3 separate regions of the Mus musculus genome follow, and regions 1 and 2 are each linked to region 3. A link is a loop called in an ENCODE intact Hi-C map of the cell type or tissue named here. Cell type or tissue: left cerebral cortex. All regions are shown on one strand.

What was found. Hi-C counts contacts between places; a loop is a spot of excess contacts. Peaks named below come from ENCODE experiments on the same cell type or tissue, not always from the same donor. Only the 100,000 strongest peaks of a DNase experiment are listed, where the experiment ranks them.
Region 1: a loop joins it to region 3, with 2.9 times the contacts of the local background. A loop is called at or near these places in 5 of 42 quality-filtered maps.
Region 2: it touches region 3 in a loop (2.6-fold over the local background); 2 of 42 quality-filtered maps call a loop at or near these places.

Annotation. Positions count from the first base shown.
Region 1 is chr17:33,519,668-33,527,667 of GRCm38, reverse strand. Adamts10 (a disintegrin-like and metallopeptidase (reprolysin type) with thrombospondin type 1 motif, 10) reads right to left here and starts at 3,583. Exons shown (of 25, transcript NM_172619.4): 1 at 3,410-3,583. In left cerebral cortex, a CTCF peak has its summit at 3,446; DNase peaks (open chromatin) are centred at 2,883, 3,450 and 4,199; H3K4me3 peaks cover 1,804 bases; H3K27ac peaks cover 730 bases.
Region 2 is chr17:33,756,953-33,764,952 of GRCm38, reverse strand. It overlaps Rab11b (RAB11B, member RAS oncogene family), which reads left to right and starts at 4,467. Exons shown (of 5, transcript NM_008997.3): 1 at 4,467-4,730. The coding sequence starts at 4,691. It overlaps Gm17251 (a long non-coding RNA gene), which reads right to left and starts at 5,095. Exons shown (of 2, transcript XR_003952408.1): 1 at 4,366-5,095; 2 at 3,086-3,411. In left cerebral cortex, CTCF peaks have their summits at 3,166 (motif pointing right) and 4,309; DNase peaks (open chromatin) are centred at 4,441, 5,045 and 7,500; H3K4me3 peaks cover 1,780 bases; H3K27ac peaks cover 1,374 bases.
Region 3 is chr17:33,807,007-33,815,006 of GRCm38, reverse strand. Kank3 (KN motif and ankyrin repeat domains 3) reads right to left here and starts at 4,484. Exons shown (of 11, transcript NM_030697.3): 1 at 4,442-4,484. In left cerebral cortex, a CTCF peak has its summit at 4,944; DNase peaks (open chromatin) are centred at 3,713, 4,070 and 4,549; H3K4me3 peaks cover 2,084 bases; H3K27ac peaks cover 2,624 bases.

The DNA of each region.
Region 1 (8,000 bases), 290 kb after region 3:
CTCCTGCCTATCTGATTTCTCTAACATAATGAAATGGACCGTACTCCTGGACTATGAGCTAAAATAAGCCCTTTGTCCCCTAAATTACTTTTGTCTAGATATTTTGTCATATGAACAGGAAAATACTAAGACAAACACTAGTGTATTTCATGTTCAGAATAAGTGTCCTCCTAAGAGGGGACTAGAATCAGTCATTCTAGATCATCCTTTGTATAGAGGAGCGGTGATGAAAGTGGACCAGGATTATGCAGCAAACTATGGTAGGAATCAGATCCATTCCGTGGCTAATGGCTGTCCTGGCGGGGGTGGATTGAGAGTAGGTGATCTTCCACTCCCCACACGACAGTGGGTGCTTGCTGTCTTTTATCCTCCTGAAGCTTTGCTCGTGGCAGCGACAGACAGTGTGGAGAAAAGAGGATGTCTCAGATTGTAAACCGTTCTCTAGAGAAACCAGCTGTTTGAAAGACAAAAAATAACCAATCCTGGGGGAACAGAGGGTGTCCCAGGCTAGGGAACTGATACACCTGCCTCTGCCTCCCTAGTGTTGGGATCAAATATGTACCACCATGCCTGGCTTACAGGTACACTGATACCCCCTACATCGTGATCGTACAGTGTCAGCGGCTCTACCTTCACCTTATATTCCTAGCCTTTCCCTTTAATTAAAAAAAAATCCTTTATATTTTGTGTATGGAGGTCAGAGGACAACTTTGAGCTGGCTCTCTCCTTCTACCTCGTGGAGCCAAAGGGCCAACCTCAGGTCATCAGGTTTGGCAGCAGGGTCCTTTATCCACCGAGCCATCTTTATTCTGCTTTCGCTCTCAGATCCTTTCTGCTTCCTAATGTGAGTTAATCCTGCCAGCAGGCCTGTTTCTCAGGCATCTGCCCCAGACTAGTCTGTTGGAGACACTACTTTGGGCTAACCACTCTGCCAACCCCCTTTCCTGCCCTCTGGTCTCCACCCTCCACCTCCTCTTCTGTACAAATCCAAGCCCCCCTTAATCACACAGTCTTGTTTTCATTGCATTCCAGCCAAGTCTGAGAGTCAATCCCCAAACAGGGCAGTTTGGCAGAAGACAGAGAAGCCGGAATTTCTCCAAGATGCTAGCAGAGAAAGTTACATTCCCTACTTCTGCTTGGATCCCTCCAATAACAGGCATCTCTCACACAGATCTTTTGAGGTCTCACAGTTTTGTTCAGCTAGACTGTGTACTCTGGGTTGGGTGGTGGGTTCCTTTCTTCTTCCTCTCAGCCCCCACTTCTGGAGGCCTCACTAGCTAGTATGTTATCTTTCCCACCACTCCTTTTGAGGAGACCTCAACTAAATCTGAAGTTGATTCAGAAGGTTGGAAAGACGGCTCAGTAGTTAAGAAGGATTAATGCTCTTACAGAGGACTTGAGCTTTGCCCCTCCCAGCTCCCATATTAGGCAGATTATGACCACTTATATCCCTGGGTCCAGGGGAATCTGATGCCCTCTTCTGGCCTCTATGGGCACCTCCATAAACATGGTATATATAAACTCATACCAACACATACATGTACACATTAATATAAGCAAATATATATTTAAATATATTTAAAATTTAAAAAGACTGATAATGACTCCCTCTAGCCTTAAATATCCCATTTTCACTCAAGGTAGCAGGGTCTCGATGCAATGGCAGGAGACCCAGCCTCCCAACCTCTGACCTTTCATTCTAATCCTACCAGGCAGGAGTAGAACCTGATTCTGGTGCTTAGCTCCTCCCACCCCACCCCCCACCCCCAAGTCAAGCCATCACAATCTTCTATTCTTGAGTTCCCCCTCCCAATAACTAACTGCACAGGCTACCTAGTGGTTCTGGCTCAGATGGGGTAAAACTGGAGGCAGGGTAAAAGGATTCTACTGGGTGAGTGACTGATGGGGTGGCCACACCTGCCCACAGGGTAACAGCTACTGGTAGGAATGATACCAAGATGGGGCTACAGGAGAGACCACAAACAAGTCAGTAGGTCTGGGGCAGACAAAGCCAATCTGAGGATGAGTTACAATTGAGAGGAGTCGCATGTTTGGCTGGGCACAAGATGACACTATGGGTGTGTATATGTATCTGTCTGTCTCTGTCTCTCCTGTGTGTGTGTGTGTGTGTGTGTGTGTGTGTGTGTGTGTGTGTGTGTGTGTGTGTACCTAGGCTTGGCCCCTGTCCCCCAGGCCCCTCCTCTGGCAGGCTGCAGGGAGGCCACTAGCCTGGGGGAAGGGCACAAGTGCTGGAAGAGGGAAAAGCCTCCCGGGAATGTGTGTGGCTCCATCACATCCTGGGGATCCTATAGGGACCAGCACTCCACACCTAGACTTTTGTAGGCTGTGCGGGAAACCCAGCTAAAGAGGTGGAGGCTTCTCAGTGGAGGACAGAGCTTCTTTGGCCAGGCATAGGCAGCCATCAGCCTGAGGCAGCAGGCTTCCTCCAGGCGCTGCACATCTGGCCTGGCTGCTGTGAGCACACAGACAAAAGGACCAGCCAGAGGGGAGGCCTAAGGGGAGGGGCTGCACAGGTCACCACTCCCATTACCACCAACCAGCTGTTAATTAAAGTGTGTCTCCCCCTGGTAGGGAGGCTCCTTGCTTCAGAGTTCTGTGGCATAGATGACCATCTGAGGGGAAGTAGCAGCCCCAGCTCCACTCTCACAGGCAGACACACAAACAAACACAATCACACTCTATAGGGCAACCCACACTTGAATAGCAGGAAGGCCTGGTTCACTAAACCCAAACACACACAACTACATACCTCCACACCTATGTATACAGAAACACATATTTCCACATGGACACCCAGACAGCCCATAAACCCAGACAAACAGGCCTATGTGCACAGTTACACAGTCCAAGACAAGCCACAAGCCTAGCAGCCTATACACGCTCATTTAACACAGAAAGTTAACACACACACATGCACAAGTTTACACATTCATAGCAGGGGGAACTAAGAAATTCTACAAACTCAGACACATATGCATGCAGGCATTTCCACTAATAACACTCCTGAGAAACGCAAATATTCAGAGACAGACACACTTGGCATTTACATGCACGAGAGGCATTTTTCTTACCCTCACTTAGGCAAACACTCAACACACCTCAACAGTCTGCCCACACAGTCGCTCCCAGATGCTGAAAGCCATAAGGTCATACAATCCGCAGAAGCACAACCATTTGGATACGTGGCTGACCTCGACCCCCGCCCCAAACCTGAGCCAACCCAAACAGGCAGTCTGTATCTGCAACACTTAGGGACATTCGGCACCAACACAGCACTCGCACAACGGGATCCGTCCAGCACATCTTGTCCCCGAGACACACAAAGTCACTTATAATCACTGCATTCCGGTGACTGCGCCGCCCAACTGGGTCCCCAGATCGCCAGTACCTGCGTGCCTGGAGCCTTCGGTCCGCTGTAGACGCACAGACTCACCGCCCGGCGCACAGGAAGGGAGGGAGCAAGCGCCCGGTGGCGTGGCCGGGGGAGGGGGCGCGGGAAGGCACTCACTTCCTGAGCAGCCTGCCAGGGTTATTAAAAAAAAAGAAAAACCAAAAAAAAAAACCCAAACCCCGCCCGCCGCTGCTGCTGCTTCCGCCGCCGCCGCCGCCCAGGGCCTCAGGCTGGACCCAAGCCAAGGACCCCGGAGCCCGGATTACCCCGCCTCGCGAAGGGCGCCCGTGTGGGTGGAGATGCTGAGGAGGAATTTGGGATGGGAGTTGGAGAAGGTTGGGGGGGGGGGTACGGGAGAGGGGAGGCTGGGGGCGGAGATAGAAGAAGGCAGGGGGTGTGAAGGGACAGAGGTGGAGAGTGGGGGAGGAGTGGACGCACACAGTAGGGGGATGGGGGGGAGGACGGAAAGGAGGGGTTAGGCGGGAAATTGTGAGGGAGGAAAGTTTGAATAGAAAGAGGTGGAGGAGATGGGGGTCCTGGAGAAAGGGGCAAAATTGAGTTGGGGGCTAGCGAGGGGGTTGAGACAAGGGGAGAGCCCAGTGCCTTGCCTCCGTTAGCCGAGTCAACAACAGCTGTTATTTATTGAGGGCTGGTCCTTGCTCAAGCAAACATTTATTGGGCGCCTCTCCGTGTGCCAGGCATGGTGCCCGAGGCTGAGTGAATAAATCTGAGTTGGGTCCCAGCCTTCACAAAGCTCCGGTCCGGGGGCTTTGATCTGCTTTGGCTCTGCTTTTGAGTTCACTTGCTTTAACTCTCTAGCAGTGAAGAGGACCTAGTCAGTTCCATTTTACAGATGTGAAAACTAAGTCCAGCCAGGGGGGCGTCATGATCATCTTTGGGACACAGTGTTTAAATCTACGAGGAGTTTGTACATGCAGGAGATGACCAGTGCAGTGGAGCAAAGCTGGGATTCCAACCAGCTTCAATCCAGGCCTGATTGTGGGAGTGTTCTACACCATTACCCCTGGTCTCAGAATTCCAAGATTGGCCCCCACAGTGGGCTTTGGCCTTGGCCTTGACCGACTCTGATTCTAGGTTTTCTTATCCTTAGAAATGGGGTAATGACAGCCTTTGTAGGGAGCAGGGGAGGAAGAGGGGTGGTTGTGGGAGGGAGCAGGAGAGTTTCAACCACAAACATTCCCTCTGTTCTGAGTTCAGCTAGGGATACAGGTAGTTCTCTGTCTCTACGTTGAACTTAGTCTTGAACTTGGAAATGGCATGTTAAGGGCTCATGCACTGTACGAAAAATTCCTATGGTGCCCGAACCCTCCTGCCCGGACCCAACTTCTCTGGACACCCTGCCAGACCAGAGGGGCTGTTAACTTTTACATACTGCAATCCCTAGAACCCATACCCACCCCTGGCCTCCACTAACCGAACTGCCCCTTGGGCCCCTTGGCCTGAGGCACCTGCCTTTGCTTTCTCAGGTTGTACTTCTGCTGTGGCTCCAGCCACCTGTCCCCAGTCTAGGGATGGCTTCCACACTCACCGTGAGAAGATTTTCAGGACCATTTGGAGCTGGGTGGCTTCAAACTAGATTCCAGGTCCTGCTACTTACCAGCTTTGAAACCTCATTCCTCAATTAATAAGTAAATCTTAGTGTCCCCCCCATCCCACCCCCTTCTACCTTAGTCCCAGAGGGTTTGGAGGGAGTGGGGAGAGAGCCTCCTTTTCCTGCCAGTGTTGGACTCAGCCCTTGGAGGGTGGTAAGAGCGACATGATGCTTTGTCCTCGGTGAGCTCCCTTGGGACTTTTGGTTTCATATATTTTAACTTATTTATATTTTGTGTACATATGTGCATGTGTTGGGGGGCTGCGCGTAGAGGACAGAGATTGATGGATTTCTGTTCAGACAATCTGAAATGACATTTGTTGTGGTTAGTTGTGTGTGTGTGATGCTTTTTTATTAGGGCTGAGGAAATACACACAGAGAAAGACACACAGAGAAAAAGACCCCCAGGAAACGAGAGCGGGGTGGGGGATGGGAAAAGCCAAACCCTGAGCCCAGGTTCGTGTGTTTATGAGGCAAGTGCTTTATCCACGGAACCATCTTCCTGGTCTTTCAATTTGATTTATTCTTCTTTTAAAGATATTTATTTTTATTTCACAGGTATGAGGTTTTGCCTGCTTTTATGGCTGCTCATCACGTGTACACAGTGCCTGAGAGGCCAGACGAGGGCACCAGGAACTGGAGTTACAGAAGGTTGTGAGCTGCCATATGGGTGCTGGGGACCCCATGTCCTCTGGAAGAGCAACCAGTGTTCTTAGTTACTGTGCTATCTTTCAAACCCTATCTCTTTATTTTTTAGTAGTTAGGACTCTCTGTGTTGCATATGTTGGCTGGGAAGTTCTGTGCTCAACCATTCCTCGTTCCTCATACTCCTGAGCACCTGAGACAAGAGTTACAGAGCATAGAGCCTGAACCGGGACTTAACACCAGTGCTGATGTAGTCAATAGGAGAAGGAGGCCTCTTCCAAGCCTGAGAACAGCCGGTGAAGGAGACGGTGCCCCCGGGGCCATCATTAGTTGAGCTCTGAGCAGGCTTTTCCTGATTCATTCACCCCATCTTTATTGATCACTAATTGATGCCAGGTGTCCTCCCTAGTATTGTGAAGACAAGACCAGGAGCAAGTGTCCATTCCACTGAAGATATATTCTGTGGGAACTAAAAGGGGTGGGGCAGGGGAAAGAGGGGGGAGGGAGGGTAGGCCAGAGTTCCTCCTATGCTCTGGGCAGGTGGACGGACGTGGGAGGGCTGCCGGACGCTTTCCATACGGCCCTGAGTGGGCATCTAAGCCACTGACCCCACTCAGTGGGGGGGGGGGGGTTGGAGGACAAGGGACAGCCCCTGAAATCAGGGGTTCCCCTGGGGTGACACACTGTACCCCTGGGTTATGGGAGAGAAGGCTGAGGGAGAGAGGTTCCCACACCTGCGGCGAGAGTCTGCGCAGCCTTGATGAGCAGAGACAGTCTATGATTTTAGAGCTTTATTGTAGAAAGGCAGGGGGAAAGAGAAAAGGTAGAAAGAGAGAGAGAGAGAGAGAGAGAGAGAGAGAGAGAGAGAGAGAGAGAGAGACCAGCCATGGCCAAGAGGAGAGAAGGGGGAAAGGAGAGAGAGAAGAAAGGCTAGAGAGTAAGAAAGAGAGAGTGAGAGGGAGCAAGAGAGTAAGAGCAGGAGAGGAGAGAGTGAGGAGGGGCCAAGCAGCCCCTCTTATAGTGGGCTGCTTTATCTTACTGTTGCTAGGTAATTGGGGAGGAGCTTAACTTGAAGGTCAGAAGCCTGGGACATTGTCTATGTGACTACTAGCCATGCTTCTCCTATTGGGGCTGTGGGGGCTGAGGGGGCGGTAACTTCGACAGGAGCCAGAGTTCCAGGAGACATGAGAGAACTCCTTCTGTCCCATGTAGGTGAATTATCACCACCGGGTTCTGGGGTTCAACATCTAGCCTCACCTGGAAACCAGGCTGTCTGTGTATAGCCCAATGCCCCACAATATTCTGCCTCAGGGCCTTTGAACTTGCTCTTCCCATTGCCTTCCATTCTTGTTCCAATAGAGTACTGAGTCTATATCAAGTTTATTTTGTCTTTCCAGTCTCAACTCAAACGTCATCCTCTGCAAGCCTGTCCTGACCTCACACTTCAGTGTCACACCCTCCCACATCCCTTTTCCCATTTCCTGGTTTATTTTACTTTTGCCAGAAGTCACTATCTAATCTACTTTAGCAATTGCTTGTTTGTTTTTATTGATAATCCATCTTGTCCACCAAAAGATCAGCTTCATGAGGGAATGAATTTTTTTTGTCTTCCATTTATTTATTTTCAAATATAAATTTGGGAAGATTATAATAAAATTACACTATTTCTCCCTTTCCTTACCTTCTTCCAACATCTTCCATGTACCCCCTACCCAGGTCTTTTAATTCATGGCCTTTTTTTCCTCTTTTATTTTCTGAGGATAAGTAAAGAATATGTGTGCATGTGTGTGTATAGATGTATATATGATTATATTAATAATTCAACCTCCTTTAGGTATGTGTTCAGGGCTAACAGTTTGGTGTTGGATAACCAGTGGGTGTGCTCTTCCCTGGGGAAGACCATTTCTCCCATTCTCGGCATTCCTCAGTTGCCTGTAGTTCTTTGTCTGCGTTTGAGGCCCCTGAGATTTCCCTCTTCTGTGTTATCCCCTGTTCAGGTCCTGTTTAGGCAGCCATGCCTGTGAGATTTTTGTGGATGTAACTTTGACATCACTAGGAGACACAGTCTTAGAGCAAACTCCCTGAAGTTCTGGCTTTTACTAATTTTTTGCCCCCTCTTCCAAAGTGTTCTCTGAGCCTTTGGTGTGGGCGTGTTTTGTAGATCTCTCCACTGGGACTGGGCTCTCCAACGGCATTTGGATCCTTTGTGATTTTCTGTAATATTCTCTGTCTGTTTCAAAGAGAAGTTTCCTTGATGAGGGGCAAGAACTACCCTTATGTGTATGTGGAGGGGAGGGTAGTTTTTCTCATCTTTGTGGTTCACACACATAT
Region 2 (8,000 bases), 50 kb after region 3:
TTGGCTTACAGGTTACAGTCCACCAAGAGAAGCCAAGGCTGGAACTCAAGACAGGAATCTGAAAGCAGGAACTGAAGCAGAGACCACAGAGGAACACTGCATAGTAGCTTGTAGTCTCCCCTCCCCCAGCCTGAAACCTGCTTGCTCAGGGGTGGAGCTTCCTGCTCATTCGTTCTGCCATGCCCACTGCTGGAACCTGCCGCTTTGCTGTTCGGAGCCACACACGTGCTCACCTTTCTACTGGATCCGAGATTATTCGGTGGGAATCGGGTCCCCTCCCCCTTCCTTCATAACTAGTGTCTCAACAATAAAATTTGAGCTTTGATCAGAATGAATTTGTCTTAGCTCAGTTTCTTCTTTCGCCCCGGCTAGATTCCTCTCTTACAGCTGGAGTAGCCATATCAATCGAACAGAGTTCATGTTGGGAGCTGCTGGCTGCCGCAACAGTAGCTTGTTTCTAGGCTCATGTACAACTATGTTTCTTACAGTCAAGGCCTACCTGCTTAGGGATAGTACTGACTGAAATAGGTTAGGTTCTCCTATTTCAATTATTAGCAGTCAAGAAAATGTCCATAGACATGTCCATAGGCTAATCTGGTGGAGATAATTCCTCAACTGTAGTTTAGTTTTCTTGAATATGTAAAGCCAATAACCAAGATTAGCTGAGGAATGCAGGAGGATGAGGGACAGAATGAGGTAGTCAAGGGTGACAAGTGGAAAAAAGTCAGGATTCCCCAAACCCAGAATAGAAACAAGTATTATTTAACTACCATGTGGACTCTGCAGTTATGTTATTCTTCACTCAACAGATGCTCAGTACAAGAGTACAGAAACATTGTGCACACAGTCCCCTGCCCTCTTGGTACTGATAATTCTGTTAGTGACTACAAAAGTTTAAGTGAGGGCTGGTTGTGTGTGTGACTCAGTCACTAAGCACTTGCATATAGGCTCTAGGTTTGGTCCTAGTCACTAGAAAGAGAAAACAAAAAGTAACTAGATCAAGAAAGTGATGCATATTTTGTGTTCCTAACATTCTGAAAGACAGCAATACATTTGCAACGTATGCCACAGCTTTCCTTAGATATCAGACACTTTGCTACACACACAAAAATTAACTACAGGTCTTAAACGCATTTGTATACCAAAATACCATTTTGTATATTTAAAAAGAACACAAAGTAAAAATAAACTTTCTCTCTGTGTCTCTGTGTCTGTCTGTCTTCAGAGTTTATGTAGTTCTGGAACTGACTATAAAGACCAGGATGGCCTTGAGGTCACAGAGACATGCCTGCATCATCTTCTGAAAGGGTCTCATGTAGCTCCTGCTAGCCTAGAGATTGCCATACACTATATATGCACACACACACAAACTTGTGGTTCTGTTTATAGAATCCAGGATTTTGTTCTTGTTAAGCAAACACTCTTTTTATCTATCTCTTTAATTGGCATATTGGGCTAACTAGGCTAGCCTTACTTGTGATGGTTTGTATATTCTTGTGCCAGGGAGTGGCACCATTTGGAGGTGTGACCTGGTTGGAGTAGGTGTGCCTCTGTGGGTGTGAGTTTAAGATCCTCATCCTAGTTGCCTAGGAGTCAGTCTTCCACTAGCAGCCTTTGGATGAAGACATAGAACTCTCAGCTCCTCCTGCACCATGCCTGCCTGAATGCTGCCATGCTCCCACCTTGATGATAATGGACTGAACCTCTGAACTTGTAAGCCAGCCCCAATTAAATGTTGTTTTTATAAGACTTGCCTTGGTCATGGTGTCTGTTCACAGCAGCAAAACCCTAACTAAGACCTTGTTCAGCTGCCAGAGGCTGGGTTTTCCCCCGACTCCAGTTACAGCACCAGTTTCCAATGTAACATTTCCCTCTTACCCTGCATCATTCCCTATATAGAATTTATCACCCTATTGCTTCAACATATGCTTTAGCTTGGTATAGAGACACACATCTTTGACCTCAGCACTACTGAGGCAGAGTCACACAGATTTCTGTGAGTTCAAGACTAATCTTGACTCAATAGTGAGTTCTAGGACTGGCAAGACTACACAGAGAGACCCTGTCTCCAAAAATAAAAACTTAAGAAAAAAAGGATGAACCCGGGCGTGGTGGTGCACGCCTTCAATCCCAGCACTCAGGAGGCAGAGGATTTCTGAGTTCCAGGACAGCCTGGTCTACAGTGTGAGTTCCAGGACAGCCAGGGCTACACAGAAAAACCCTGTCTCAAAAAACCAAAAACCAAAACAAACCAAAACCAAACCAAAACAAAGCAAAAAAAGAAAGAAAGAAAGAAAGAAAGAGAGAGAGAGAGAGAGAGAGAGAGAGAGAGAGAGAGAGAGAAAGAAAAGAAAAAGAAACATGAATACAGGACCCTAAGGTTTCAGATCCCCTGAAACTGTGGTTACAGATGGTTGTAAGCCACCATGTTGGTACTGAGAATCAAACCTGGGTCTTCTATAAGAACAGAATGTGATCTTAGTGGATGAGTTATCTCTCTAGCCTCTTATTTTTGTTTGTTTTAGTAAGGGCCTCAAACTCCATATGTGGCAGGAGATGACCTTGGACTCAACTCTCCTAATGGCATATGCCACCACACCCAGTTTATGTGCATACTAAGAACTCTCATTTGAGCCCCATTTTCAGCCCCAAAGCAGCTTCTAAACACCTGTTATAGTGCCAGTAATAACTTTTCCCCCACTTCAGTGCTAGGGATTGAAATCAAGCCTTTGCATTCTAATTAATTTAGCTTCCAGCTTGAGAGATTTCTCAGTGGTTAAGATCATTGGCTGCTCTTACAGAAGACCCAGGTTTGATTCCCAGTGCCCACATGGTGGATCACAACTGTCTATTACTCCAGTTAAGGATCCAACATCATCTCTGACCTCTATGGGCACTGCAAACACATAGTGCACAACATGCAAACATAACACACATACACATAAATAAAATTAAGCTGCATTGCTGTTCCTTACTATTCTCCCAATCTCTTAATATCTGTTAAACAAAGACTTCATGGCCCAAATGAGCCACATAATCTCAGGAATACACAAGCAGAGAAAGAAAATGAAATCAGAGAGGTAAATTTTTAAAAAAAGATTTTATTTATTTATTTTATATATGTGACGAGTACACTGTATCTGTCTTCAGACAAACCAGAAGAGGGCATCAGATCCCATTACAGATGGTTGTGAGCCACCATGTGCTTGGAATTGAACTCAGGACCTCTGGAAGAGCAGTCAGTCTCTTAACCACTGAGCCATCTCTCCAGCCCCCGAGAGGTAACTTCCAAGTTACCAGTGTACAAGAGAATCATAAGTTCAAAGTTGGCTAGCACGAGGTGGCGTGTTTAGCGGCGCAGAGCCAGGTGGATCTCTCAGTGTTAAATATCAGGTTCTAGGCAGGGAGACCCTGTGCTCCAAATAAAACAGAACAAGAAAAAAAGAAGTTAGTTCAAAGTAAATATGTATTGTTATCATTCCTTCTAGGCTCCCAGTTACCTGGCAATAGCTAGGTATGACTAACTCACTAGAAAAGGGGCTGTTTGCCCCCCTCCTCTCTTATCCTACACTCTGCCCCTTCTCCCTGGCCGGCCTCTCCTCTTCTCTCTCCACCCCCCTCCTTGCCACTCTCTCTCCCTTTCTCTATCTCTACTCCCTCTTCAATATGAAGCTAGTCAGGGTAACTTGAGGCCTCGTCTCAACAAACAAACAAACAAACAAACAAACAAGCAAACAAACAAAATCAAGCTGGGTGGTGGTGGCCAATGCCTCTAATCCCAGCACTTGGGAGGCAGAGACAGGCAGCTCTCTGTGTTCAAGGCCAGCCTGGTCTATACAGGGCAAGTTCCAGATGGCCAGGGCTACATGGTGCGACCCTGTCACAAAAAAAAAAAAAAAAAAAAAAAAAAAAAACAATAAAGAAAAAAGAAAATCAGACAGGTATAGTCTGATCCATATCACCAATTCCAGTCTAGCTAGGGTTTCATAGTGAAAAACCTGTCTTAAAAAAAGAAAAGAAAAAATATGAGTAATGGTGAAAGCAGAAAACAAGAGAACTTTTTGAGAAGAGGAACAAATAAAAAAGCCTAGGATCCCCATTTGTTTTGGAGGTACTGACATAAGCTTTGTATTTAAACAAAGAACTGGGGAACTGCAACCCAGAGAAGGCACCCCCAATCAACGAACATACGCCCGGAAATGGTCATTTATGGGGCTAGAATAAGAGGTCGGAGGAGACCCACTGATCTATGATGTCATCAGGACGTTAAAGTCCGTAACGTCACCTAGAGGTAGCTCAATTTCCCTTCCCCTACAGGTTCGCTGGAAGGCCCAGTCTGAGTTCAGTCTCTCATTGGTTACGCACTCTGTCAATCCACTTCATTGTTCAAGTGTTCCGTCCCGCCTTCCCCCATCTGCTTTTGATAGGCTGCTGAATCTGTCATTTCAAAAAGGTCCGCATTCCTTCCGCCTTTCTCCGGGAGACCGAGGGCTAGAAGGGTGGATCCCAGGAGGCTCCTACCCCCCGAGCTCGGTTTCTCAGCCTGATTGGCTTGTCCAGGTGCCTGTCACTACCGCTTTCACCGTTGACTGGCCTTTAGACCGCCGCTCTACGCGGCGCCGGTTCCGCCCCCGACGGGTGTTTGTGGTGGGGCTGCGGAGTCGCCGATCCCGCCGGAAGCGCCAGGACAATGGGGACCCGGGACGACGAGTACGATTACCTATTCAAAGGTGCGCCTTGTGGGGTACAGACAGGCGAGGTGGCGGTAGCGACTGGAGGGCCGAAGCCGTGCTACAGGAACAGAGAGCTCAGGGTGGAGGCCCGGACTTCAACGGGGCCTATCCGGGCTGGGAGTCGGAGGAAGCCGGGGCAAGTGGAGTTCGCTAGGCTTCGGGCCCTAGTACGCAGTGGTGAGGAAAGGGAGGCTCGGCGAGGCCTACGGACCCCGGATGCGCCGGGGCGGGGCCGGGGCCTTGGGGGGGTGGGGCCCGAGGTGGTAGGAGAGGCCGTTGGGGCGGGGCGTCCCGAGGGGCGGGGCTTTCCTGGGTTTGGCGGGCGGACTGCGTTGAAAGCAGGATTGTAGCTGGTGTTAAGGCGAAGGAGAAGGTTGTGGGCGTGCCCACAAAGCCTGATTGGTGTGAGCCTTCTAGGACTGACTGACACACCCGGGGCCTACCTTGGAGTGGAGCCTGGATCATGTGCAGGAACCCTATATTATGGTGCTTTGGAATTGGGTAGATTGGGGCCTGTCTGTCGACTAGTTCAAACTCTTGATATTCATGGAGAAGTGATTCAGTTGGTAGCATTCCTAGCAGCAGCATGCTCAAAGCCCTGGATTTTATCACTAACACCGCCTTGGTGATGGTGCAGGCCTGTAGTCGCAACACTTGGGAGGCAGAGGTAGGAAGATCAAAAGTGCAGAGGCCAGGCTGGATTACTGGAACCCTTTCTCAAAGGAAAAAAAGAAAAACCACACATGGACAACGTTAAATGCAGTACCTGTACTATTCTGAAACTTTTTAATAATGGTCCCTTTTACTCCTCCTTATTAGTTTATACAGCCCATATTATCCAGGAAACAGGCCAGTAGTGGTGCACACCTGCAATCCCAGTACTCAGAGTTGGAGGTAGGAGGATGTACTGGCTAGTTTTGTGTCAACTTGACACAGCTGGAGTTACCACAGAGAAAGGAGCTTCAGTTGAGGAAATGCCTCCATAAGATCCAACCGTAAGACATTTTCTCAATTAGTGATCAAGGAGGAAAGGCCCCTTGTAAGTAGGACCATCTCTGGGCTGGCAGCCTTGGGTTTTATCAGAGAGCAGGCTGAGCAAGCCAGGGGAAAGCAAGCCAGTAAAGAACATCCCTCCATGGCCTCTGCACCAGCTCCTGCTTTCTGACCTGCTTGAGTTCCAGTCCTGACTTCCTTGGGTGATGAACAGCAGTATGGAAGTGTAAGCCGAACAAACTCTTTCCTCCCCAGCTTGCTTCTTGGTCATGATGTTTGTGCAGGAATAGAAACCCTGACTTAAGACAGGATTTCTTTGCAGTTCAGAGCCAATCTGGGATGGTGAGGTAGCGTAGGTATTTGTGTACACTGCCAGGCCTGATGACCTGAGTTCAATCTTGGGACCTTCATGGTGGAAGAGAGTCTGCAAATTGTCTTCTGCCCGTCACAGGTACTCCACATCACATATAGAGATAAACTGAAAAAAAATCGTGTAATTTAGCAGAGTGTGGTGTCACACACCTTTAATCCCAGCTTCAGGAAGCAGAGACAGACAGAGCTCCATGAGTTCAAGGCAAGCCTGGTCTACATAAACGGGTGAGGTGGGAGTGGCAAGTCAACAGAATGAGATTTTTCTTGTATTTTTTTTTTTTTTTTCGAGACAGGGTTTCTCTGTGTAGTCCTGGCACTCACTTTGTAGACCAGGCTGGCCTCGAACTCACAGATCCGCCTGCCTCTGCCTCCCAAGTGCTGGGATTAAAGGCATGTGCCACCACGCCCGGCTTCTTTTAAATTTTTTAAAAGCTAACTTAGGTTACACATCCATAGTATGTCTTTAAAAAAAAAAGTGGGGGGGGCGGGGGGGGGAAACAAGTTCAGAAAGGCAGGTTCCTAAGGGTGGAGCAAGGTTGAGCCCAAGACAGATCTTACCACTTAGAGGTTAAGTTTAGGGGCAAAGATTGAAGCTTAGATATGGAAAAGACAGTTGTTATACCTCCTTCCTTCAACACATATGTATCCAATTACAGGAAGAGCTTTCCTACTTAGTGAGCCTCTGTCCGTGTCATTGGGGTTCCTCATTTTCTGATGAGCATATTTAGGGATCTCTGGCATTGTGACACCTTCTATGCCAAACTGAGCTTTTGGGTCCTCTAACCATTCATGCTGGACTCCCTGATTGATAGTGAATGATTTTGAGAGCTAACTCCTGGATCCTCAGGGGACATACCTTTGCCCTTCTGGGAGTGTGTCCTGGTCCTCAAAGCTAGCCTTGGCATCTTGGGACTGTGGAGGTACTGGGGTATCCTTGGGGCAAAAGGCTCCTGAGATGGAGCCAGACAGATTTCTGCAAAGATATGATTACCACACAGCACCATGGGCTGGGAGTGGGCTCTATCCAGATGTGAGACCAATTAGCAGGTGTTAGATTCCGGGTATCACTTTAGAGGCAGAGTACGTTTTGGAAAGGTTTTGGAGACCAGAGATTTGAAAGGCTCTCTGGTGATGGGTGGGACAGATTCAAATCCTGCTCTGTTAGGGGCCTGTCCCCACTCAGACCACCCAGAGGAAGCTTCTAGGCAGGGCAGGGGATCTGTTCTCTTCCAGTCAGCACATCCAGGCATCTGTGATCATTCCCTGCTTGTTTTCGGCTTTTTACTGTTATAAATAGCCTGGCATTGAATGTGTGCCCTAGTCCTCTCTTTGCCCTGTGGGCTAGTTCCTTGATGTGCGTTCCCAGAAGAGCAGTTACTAGGTCAGGGGCAATGGAACTCCTTTGCCATTACTGGTACTTGTCTCCAGAACTCACTTCCTGGAAGCACCAATCAGCTCCTGCAGCAGCTGGCAGTGGGGGAGTGGCCGCCTGCCCCGACTGCCCTCCCCCACTGGCCTCCTTTCCTGGTCTGGCAGGTACCTTCTTCAGTAAGTCACAGTAGCTGCCTAACCCCCAAGGTTAGCATTCTGTCTGTGCTTACCCTAGGTGTCCTCTCCATTCCTTCCATCTCATCTGAGGATTAACATTTGTCCTTTCCATTCAGACTTTAAACCATTAAATTAGAAAAAGGAGTGCTAGGAAACGAAAAGGGAAGAGAGCTAGCAGCAGACAGGCCACTATCTTCACTTGCCTGTATATGGCAAATCCCTCAGAATGTGAATACACTGCACCTGCCAGTCCCTTTTGAGACTCACAGCCTTCAGAGGCTCAGGCTTAGGGCAGGTCAGCCATTATAACAATGGTGGTGACCTGGTCAGCCTTGGAGAGTCATCTTATATTCA
Region 3 (8,000 bases):
GTATAACTCTAGCTAAGTCTCAGTGTCACGATAGTTGAACACCTGTCTCTCTGGAATGTCTCTAGGACAGGCAAACACCAGCACCAAAAGAGGCAAAGCTGTAACTATGCATGAGGAGTTCAGTGAGCAGGACTCCTCAGATGACATTTGAAGGCTAAGAAAATGAGGGTCTAGAACTGGGGATTTGCCTGGCATACACAAGGACATGAATTTGATCTGGAGCAGCACCCAAAAAGCAACAAATCCTGGGCTGGAGATGTAGTTCACTAGGTAGAATACTTGTCTAGCACCCACGAAGCCCTTGGTTACTGACTAGTGGTGAATGCCCATCACTCAAGAGGTAGAAGCAGGCAGATCAGGAGTTCAAAATCATCTTCAGCTACATAAGATTTGAAGCCAGTCTGGAATACATAAGAGCCTATCTCAGAAAAGTAGGTTGGAGAGATGGCTCAGTAGTTGAGAGCACTTAACTATTCTTACAAAGGACTCAAGTTCAGTTCCCAGCACCCACACTGGACAGAAAGCTCAAAATCACTTGTAATTCCAGTTCCAGGGGATCCAACAGTCTTCTGACCCGGAGGACACTAGGTCTACATACATACTCAGATACGTTCACATATAATAAAAAACAAAATTTTAAAGTAAAGAAGGGGCTGAAGAGTTGAGTAATTGTTACTCTTCCAGAGAACCCAAGTTTGGTTGCCAGCACTCACACAGTGGCTCACAACTTCCTATAACTCCAGTTCCCGTGTATTCAATGCCCTCTTCTGCCACACACGTGGAGTGCATACGTAAATGCAGGCAAACACTCATGTGCATAAAATAACTTTTTTAAGGAAGGGAGGAATAAAGAAGAGAAAAGAAAGAAAGCTAGATGTGGTGGTACACTGTAAGCCTTCCTTCCACTCAGAAGGCTGAGATAGGAAGACAGATCAGGCTGGGCTACAAGCAAGGCTAAGTTGTATACTGAAAAACTATTTCCGAAAGAGGAAGAGCAGGTAGAGAAGGAATGAAATCACATGTAATGGGTTAGTTAAGATCAAGCATTAAATCTAGAACTTTAATCCCAGGACTCAGAAGCAGAAGCTGGAGAATACCAGTGGGTTCTCAGACAACCAGAGGTACCTAGAGAGACCCTGTCTCAAAAACCAGAAGCAGGATAGGATAGGGACGGGGACGTAGTTTCAGGCACTGCAGTGTTGTAACACGCATAAGGACCTGTGCTCAATCCTCAATGCCTAGCATCCCCATATACATGCAAAAATGGACAAAAAGGGAATGATGAGAGGGTGGGACTTTGAGTACCCACATGAAAAGCCTTGGGGGAGCAAAAAGTGGCTCACATTGATTTTCTACCGTATACTCTCCCTGAGTAGCCCCTGTAGAATTCTGCACCATGGATTATTGGTGGCAATTTACAGTGCAATTCAGTCCATTGCCTATGTGAAACACCTTTCAGATTAGGTTCTCTCCACCTTCTAGGGACCCCTTGTTTGTAGTGACCAGTCAAGCCCTTGATTGTGTAGCTTTACATCGAGCAGACCCAACCCATCTTCTTGCTAACCAACCCTCTGCTTCAAACAACTAAAAACCCAGCCACTCTTTCCAGCTTTTCAAATTCTGCATGGCGATCTGAGTGCCAGACATTACTAGCTCTTCAGCACCCATCAGCATGACTAACACATTACCCTCTCCACTGCTGGGAGAACCCCTTTCTACTCTCTGAGCTCCCTCCTCTAACCCTTCCCCTGTCCAACCTAAGGCTCTGAAGTTTTCCTCCCCACCCCAAGCAGCTGTTTCCTGTCCCCTCACACTGGCTACAAGGGCAGGACAGCAGGTCACCATGGAGGACAGCCAGTGCCTCTCAGGACTTGTTTTTAGGAAATTGCCAGGGAAAAACTGAGCTTCAGAAAAAACCTGGACCGGGGCTCAGGGGTCTGAAACTGCCTTTTGCGCAGCTGCAGTGTGATCCTGTGCAGTCTGCCCCTTCCTCCAGAAACCTGGTCACATCCGAATCCAAAGCAACAGGACCGAGAAAGCAGCCCCAGGTCATTTTTAAGACTGAAGCATCCAGGCACAAAGACTGGACTGAGACATAGGGCAGAGATTACTAGAGTGGTAAACAGCAATAAGGGTTGCTGTTTGCTTTTAATTTGGATGGTTTGGGGCTGTGTGTGGGTATTTGCCCATGGATGCCAAAAGCTGTAGCTCCCCTGGAGCTGGAGTCACAGGTGTGAGTTGACTAAGACAGCTGGAATCAAATGACAAGGGTCGTACTCAACCGTAAGCACTGAGTCATCTTTCCAGCCCATTAGTTTTGTTTTCTTTGGTTTTGTTTTGAGACAAGGTCTCAGGAAGCCTAGGCTGGCCTCCAACTCCTTCCATAGTTGACAGTGAACTCAACTCCCCTCCCTCCAACCCTTGAGTGCTGAGATGATCACGTGTGCTTTACCACACCTGGCTTGTGCAGTGCTGGAGATGGAGCACAAGGCTTTCATGCACACTAAACAAATACTGTAATAAGAGAGCTACTGCCACAGCCTCAGTTTCCCTCTTTTACATATGGATCAGCTTCGTTTTGTTCTGTTTTGTGTTTGAGAAAAATTCTCCCTATGTTATCTAGACCAGGCTGGCCTTGAACTCAAAGAACTTGTTCTGCCTCTCCCTGCTGAGTGCTGCCCTGTTTGCTTTTTGTTTTATTTTATGTATTTAAGACAGGGTCTCACTATGGAGAGCTAGCTGGCCTGAAATTTGCTAATCAGGATGGCCTCTAAAAAGAGATTCCCCTGTCTCTGCTTCTGGAATGCTAGGATTTCAGGTATGTACCACTACGCCCAAATGAATGCTTTTTTTTTTTTTTTTTTTTTTTTGCCCTCAGCCCCACTGACAGAAGCTAGGTGAGTTTTAAGCTACACCACTAACCCCTTTTTAATTTTTTTTTTTTACATTTTATTTATTTTATGTAGGAGGTGGAAGGGTGGGTGGGTGCAAGGATGCCATGGGGTGAGAGTGGAGGGCAGAGGGCAGCTCTATAGAGTCAGTTCTCTCCTTACACGAGTAAATCCCAGGGATGCAACAAGGATGTCATTCCCTGATCAAGTACCTTTACTGGCCAATCCATCTCACTGACCCCTTTACTCAATTGTTTAAACAGGCGTTGAACTCACTCTGCAGCTCTCAGGCAGGCCTTCAACTTTCTTTTCTTTTTTTTTTTTTTTTCTTCGAGACAGCGTTTCTCTTTATAGCCCTGGCTGTCCTGGAACTCACTTTGTAGACCAGGCTGCCCTCGAACTCAGAAATCTGCCTGCCTCTGCCTGTGCTGGGATTAAAGGCATGCGCCACCACGCCCGGCGCCTTCAACTTTTAATCATCCTACCTGGACCTCTCAGGTAACTAGGATAATAGGCGCTTTTGGAAAGATTCCCTTTTGCTCCCCTAGAAACTGCAGGGAACCCAGGCCACATATCACCCTCCCAGCTCACAGCTGTCAGTTCCAGCCTTGGGAGTAAGGAGTGTGGTGGGGCAAGCCAACATTAGACTGCTACACAAGCCAATGCCTCCCGGAGTAGGGCGTGTAGCTGCCCTCATATCTCCCACACTGCCTGGCTATCAAAGTTAAATCCGGATCCCCTGCCTGAGACCCCCTCATTAGGCTGTCAGAGCTGAAGCCACACGCCCCCACACCCAGCCCTGGGACTATTTCGGGACACAGAGCTGCGATCAGTCTAGAGAGCTGTGATCAGGAGAGCTGTCATCAGGAAACCTGAAGGACAGGACACAGAGCATGCATACCCGAGGTCCTGAAGAAGTTATGTCTTACTGATAAGGCTCTAGGTGGGAGCCCTTCATGTTGGGATAGGATTCTCAAACGCAGGATGGGGGAAAGAGCTAGATGATGGCAGGACAAGGGGTCCTTGAATCATCACACACACACACACACACACACACCTCCCCAAACATACAGAACCAAGTCCGCTTAGAAAAGACAGGGCAGTTTCCTACAGGAAAAACCGCTGGGCGGTTCCATCCGCTGCTATTGTCAGTAGGTCCGGGGAGTGGGGGACATCCGTTCCTCCCTCCAACACCGTTTCCGTACCATCCGCCCACTCCACCCCACTGCAAGAAACCCATTCCCAGGTCTTCAAGCCAACTCTGGGGAAGGGTCCCCTAAGGCATCTAGGAGACTAAAATGCGCACAAGTTCCTCTGGTTAGGTCCTGGATGGCCATGTGGTGGCGATCTGCCTAATAATCTAGGGTCCCCCCTCTCCGGTCGGCTTTAAACCACCTGAGGCTCCCAATGTCCAAATGGTCACCATTACAGGACACGGCGCCCACCCCGTTGCAACGCACAGAACCCATAGAAGGGGGCTAAAAGCATCACACCCCTCCCGGACACTTGGGTCCACTGTTCCCCTCCAGGACTCGCGTGGTTGACTTTACCTGAATGAGAAGCCCCGGCAGCGCCCGCACCGCACCCGAGCCCGCCCCCTCGAAGCTCCGCACGGGTTATCAAGGCTTTCACCCCTAACTGACGGCTTTTTCAGCCAACCAGAGCACGAATCTAACCGAACTATCCAATTGTAAGACAGAGTGAGCCATCTGGGCGGGGGCAGGGTGGGGACCCGCCTGAGGGCGGGCCTACAGTAGAATCTGAGAAGATCAGAGCAGGGCAGTGGGATGCTGCTCAGCCAGCTACCTCTAAATCCTGCCTGGTTCAGGAGTAAGAAAAGAGGTTTCATTCACAGGACAGTAGGGAGCTACAGGAAAAATCTAAGCAAACTATTCTAATGGGATTTATATAACGAGTTTAATTCCTACTGTCTTGTTGAAGTCGTAAGAGCCTGGATCTTGTCCACCGCAGGAACTTTGCATATATTGTGCCACTTTAAGAAATATTATCTGGGGGCTGGTGAGATGGCTCAGTGGGTAAGAGCACCCGACTGCTCTTCCGAAGGTCCGGAGTTCAAATCCCAGCAACCACATGGTGGCTCACAACCATCTGTAACAAGATCTGATGCCCTCTTCTGGAGTGTCTGAAGACAGCTACAGTGTACTTACATATAATAAATAAATAAATCTTTAAAAAAAAAAAAAAAAAAAAAGAAATATTATCTATATGTGATACTTTCCTATATTTCTAAGTGTTCAATCTATGTGCCCCTGAAATCTATGTGCCACAAGAAAACAAAACAAAAAACAAACAGAATCCTTAGCACAGCCTTTCCCTAGTCATTATCATTGCCATAGCAATGGTTTATTAACTAAATAGCAATTTTCATTAGTAGAAAGGCAAGGTTACTATCATCACCCCTACTAGACATTTTAGGATCAGGAAACTTTTTATCCACTGCCTCAGGCATACACTAGTTACTTAATAAATGTCTGCTCTACTGGAGATATCTAACTCAATGGTACAGAACTTGTCTAGCGCACCTATCACAATAGATAGGTAGGAAGACAGACAGACAGAGACAGATAGACAGATGAAAATAATGTAAATATAATAGACACATACAGGTGTACTTATAAACATACTGAGATTATAGATCAAAAAATTGTCACAGAAATAAATTAAAATTACATTTGTGAAGGTCAGTGAGATGACTTAGCATGTAAAGGTTCTTGCTGCCAAACTTGACGATCTGTGTTTCATCCCTAGGACCATGTAATGCAAAGAAAGACCCAACTCCTACAAGTTGTCTTCAGATCTCCATAGTGTGCTATATACATCAACCTATGCACATACATACCATATATCAATAAAACTTTTTAGCTGGGCAGTGGTGGTGCACACCTTTAATCCCAGCACTTGGGAGGCAGAGACAGGCAGATTTCTGAGTTTGAGACCAGCCTGGACCACAGAGTGAGTTCCAGGACAGCCAGTGCTATACAGAGAAACCCTGTCTAGAAGAAAGAAAAAAAAAAAGTTTTAAAAGTACATTTAACAACAACAACAACAGAAAAAGCAGAGGCAGGTGGATTTCTGAGTTCCAGGACAGCCTGAGCTATACAGAGAAACTCTGTCTAGAAGAAAGAAAAAAAAAAAAGTTTTAAAAGTACATTTAACAACAACAACAAAAAAAGCAGAGGCAGGTGGATTTCTGAGTTCGAGGCCAGCCTGGTCTACAGAGTGAGTTCCAGGACAACCAGGGCTACACAGAGAAACCCTGTCTCGAAAAAAAAAAAAAAAAAAAAGTACATTTAAACATTTAACTTTAACCCATTTGGAGTTATGATCTGATCAAAAGCTACTACAATTTGCTTGTTTGTTTTTTCCTCCTAACATAACTAGCTGATTTTGTGTCAGGCAAGGGAATCACTGAGATCTCTGCGCCTTGTTCAAGCCAAGGTTCTGTGAAGGAGTAATGAGTACTCTGAAAAAGAGATGCAAGACCCTCATCTGTACTGAATGGAGAATTTAGGGTTTAGGGGAAACGTTGTGGAAGGCAGCTTTCAAGGTGACACTTAAAAGGAGGATACTCCAGGCAAAGATAAGAAGTATAAAACTCCCTCACTGGGACCTTGAACTAGATATGTCAGCAAGAAATAAGTTGGCGGGATACCAGGGAGGTTTGTTTGTTCCCAGTTTTGGGCAAGGGGTTGGGTTTTTAGTTTGTTTTAGTTTTTGTGGGAACTAAAAGGGGTAGGTGAAGCGGGGAAGGGAGGATAGCCCACGTCCGGCCAGAGTTCCTCCTTTGCTCTGGGCAGGCAGACGCGGGAGGACTGCCAGACGCTTTCCACTGGGCCCCAGATGGGCATCTAAGCCACTGACCCCACTCTACGGGTGGTAGACAAGGGGCAGCCCCGACCAGGGCCCCAGGACAACACCCTGTAGCCCCGGGGTTATGGGAGAGAGGGCTGAGAGAGAGAGGTTCCCACACAGGCAAGAGTCTGCACAGCCTTGATGAACAGAGACAGTCCATGGTTTTAGAGCTTTATTGTAGAAAGGCAGGGGGAAAGAGAGAAGGTAGAAAGAGAGAGAGAGAGACTGGCCATGGCCAAGAGGAGAGAAGGGGAAAGGGAGAGAGAGAAGAAAGGCTAGAGAGGAAGAGGGAGAGAGAGAGAGGAGAGCATGAGGAGAGAGGAGAGGAGAGGGGAGGGGAGGGGAAAGGGGAGGGAGGGGAGGGGAGGGGGAAGGGGAGGGGAGGGCAGAGTAAGGGGAGGGGAGGGGGGAGTAAGGGGAGGGGAGTGAGGAGGGGAGGGGCGAGTAAGGGGAGGGGAGGGGAGAGTAAGGGGAGTAAGGGGAGTAAGAGCAAGAGAGTGAGGTGGAGCCAAGCAGCCCCTCTTATGGTCATTACTGTTTCTAGGTAACTGGGGAGGAGTTTAGCCTGAAGGTCAGAAGCTTGGGACCTTGCCTACGTGACTTCTAGCCATGCTTCTCTTGTGGGGGCTGAGGGGGGCGGTAACTTTGATAGGAGCCGGGGTTCCAGGAGACATGAGAGAACTCCTTCTGTCCCATGAAGGTGAATTATCACCACCGGTCCCGGGGTTCAGCTCGACTGGAGACCAGCCTGTCTGTGCATAGCCCATTGCCGCACACGTTTTGTCCATGTTCTGCTTTCCTGGGTTTTTGCTTTGTTTTGTACTTTGACTTTGTTGAAGTCACAGATGACCTTGAACTTCTGCTCCTTCAGCCTTCACCTCCCAAACAATGTGTATTTGGCTTTTTGAAACAAGATCTCACCACAGTTTGACAGGTTAAAGCCAGCCTTGCCATCTGAGTCTGTGATGGTGCAAGCCTGTAATCCCAGCCTTTGGGAAGAGGTTGGAAGAAGGGATCATGAGTTCAAAGGCAGCCTGAGCTGGGAGAGTCTTCTTTCCCAGTCTCTCTCATTGTTTCAATTACAGTAGCTGTAACCATGCTACAGTCAGATACTACATTAATACATTCCTATAGCGTGTGTGTGTGTGTGTGTGTGTGTGTGTAGTGTTTTCTATTAATACTGTGAGGTGATAGTCCATTGGGGAGAGTGTCAGGTCTTTTGCCTGCCTTTAAGGG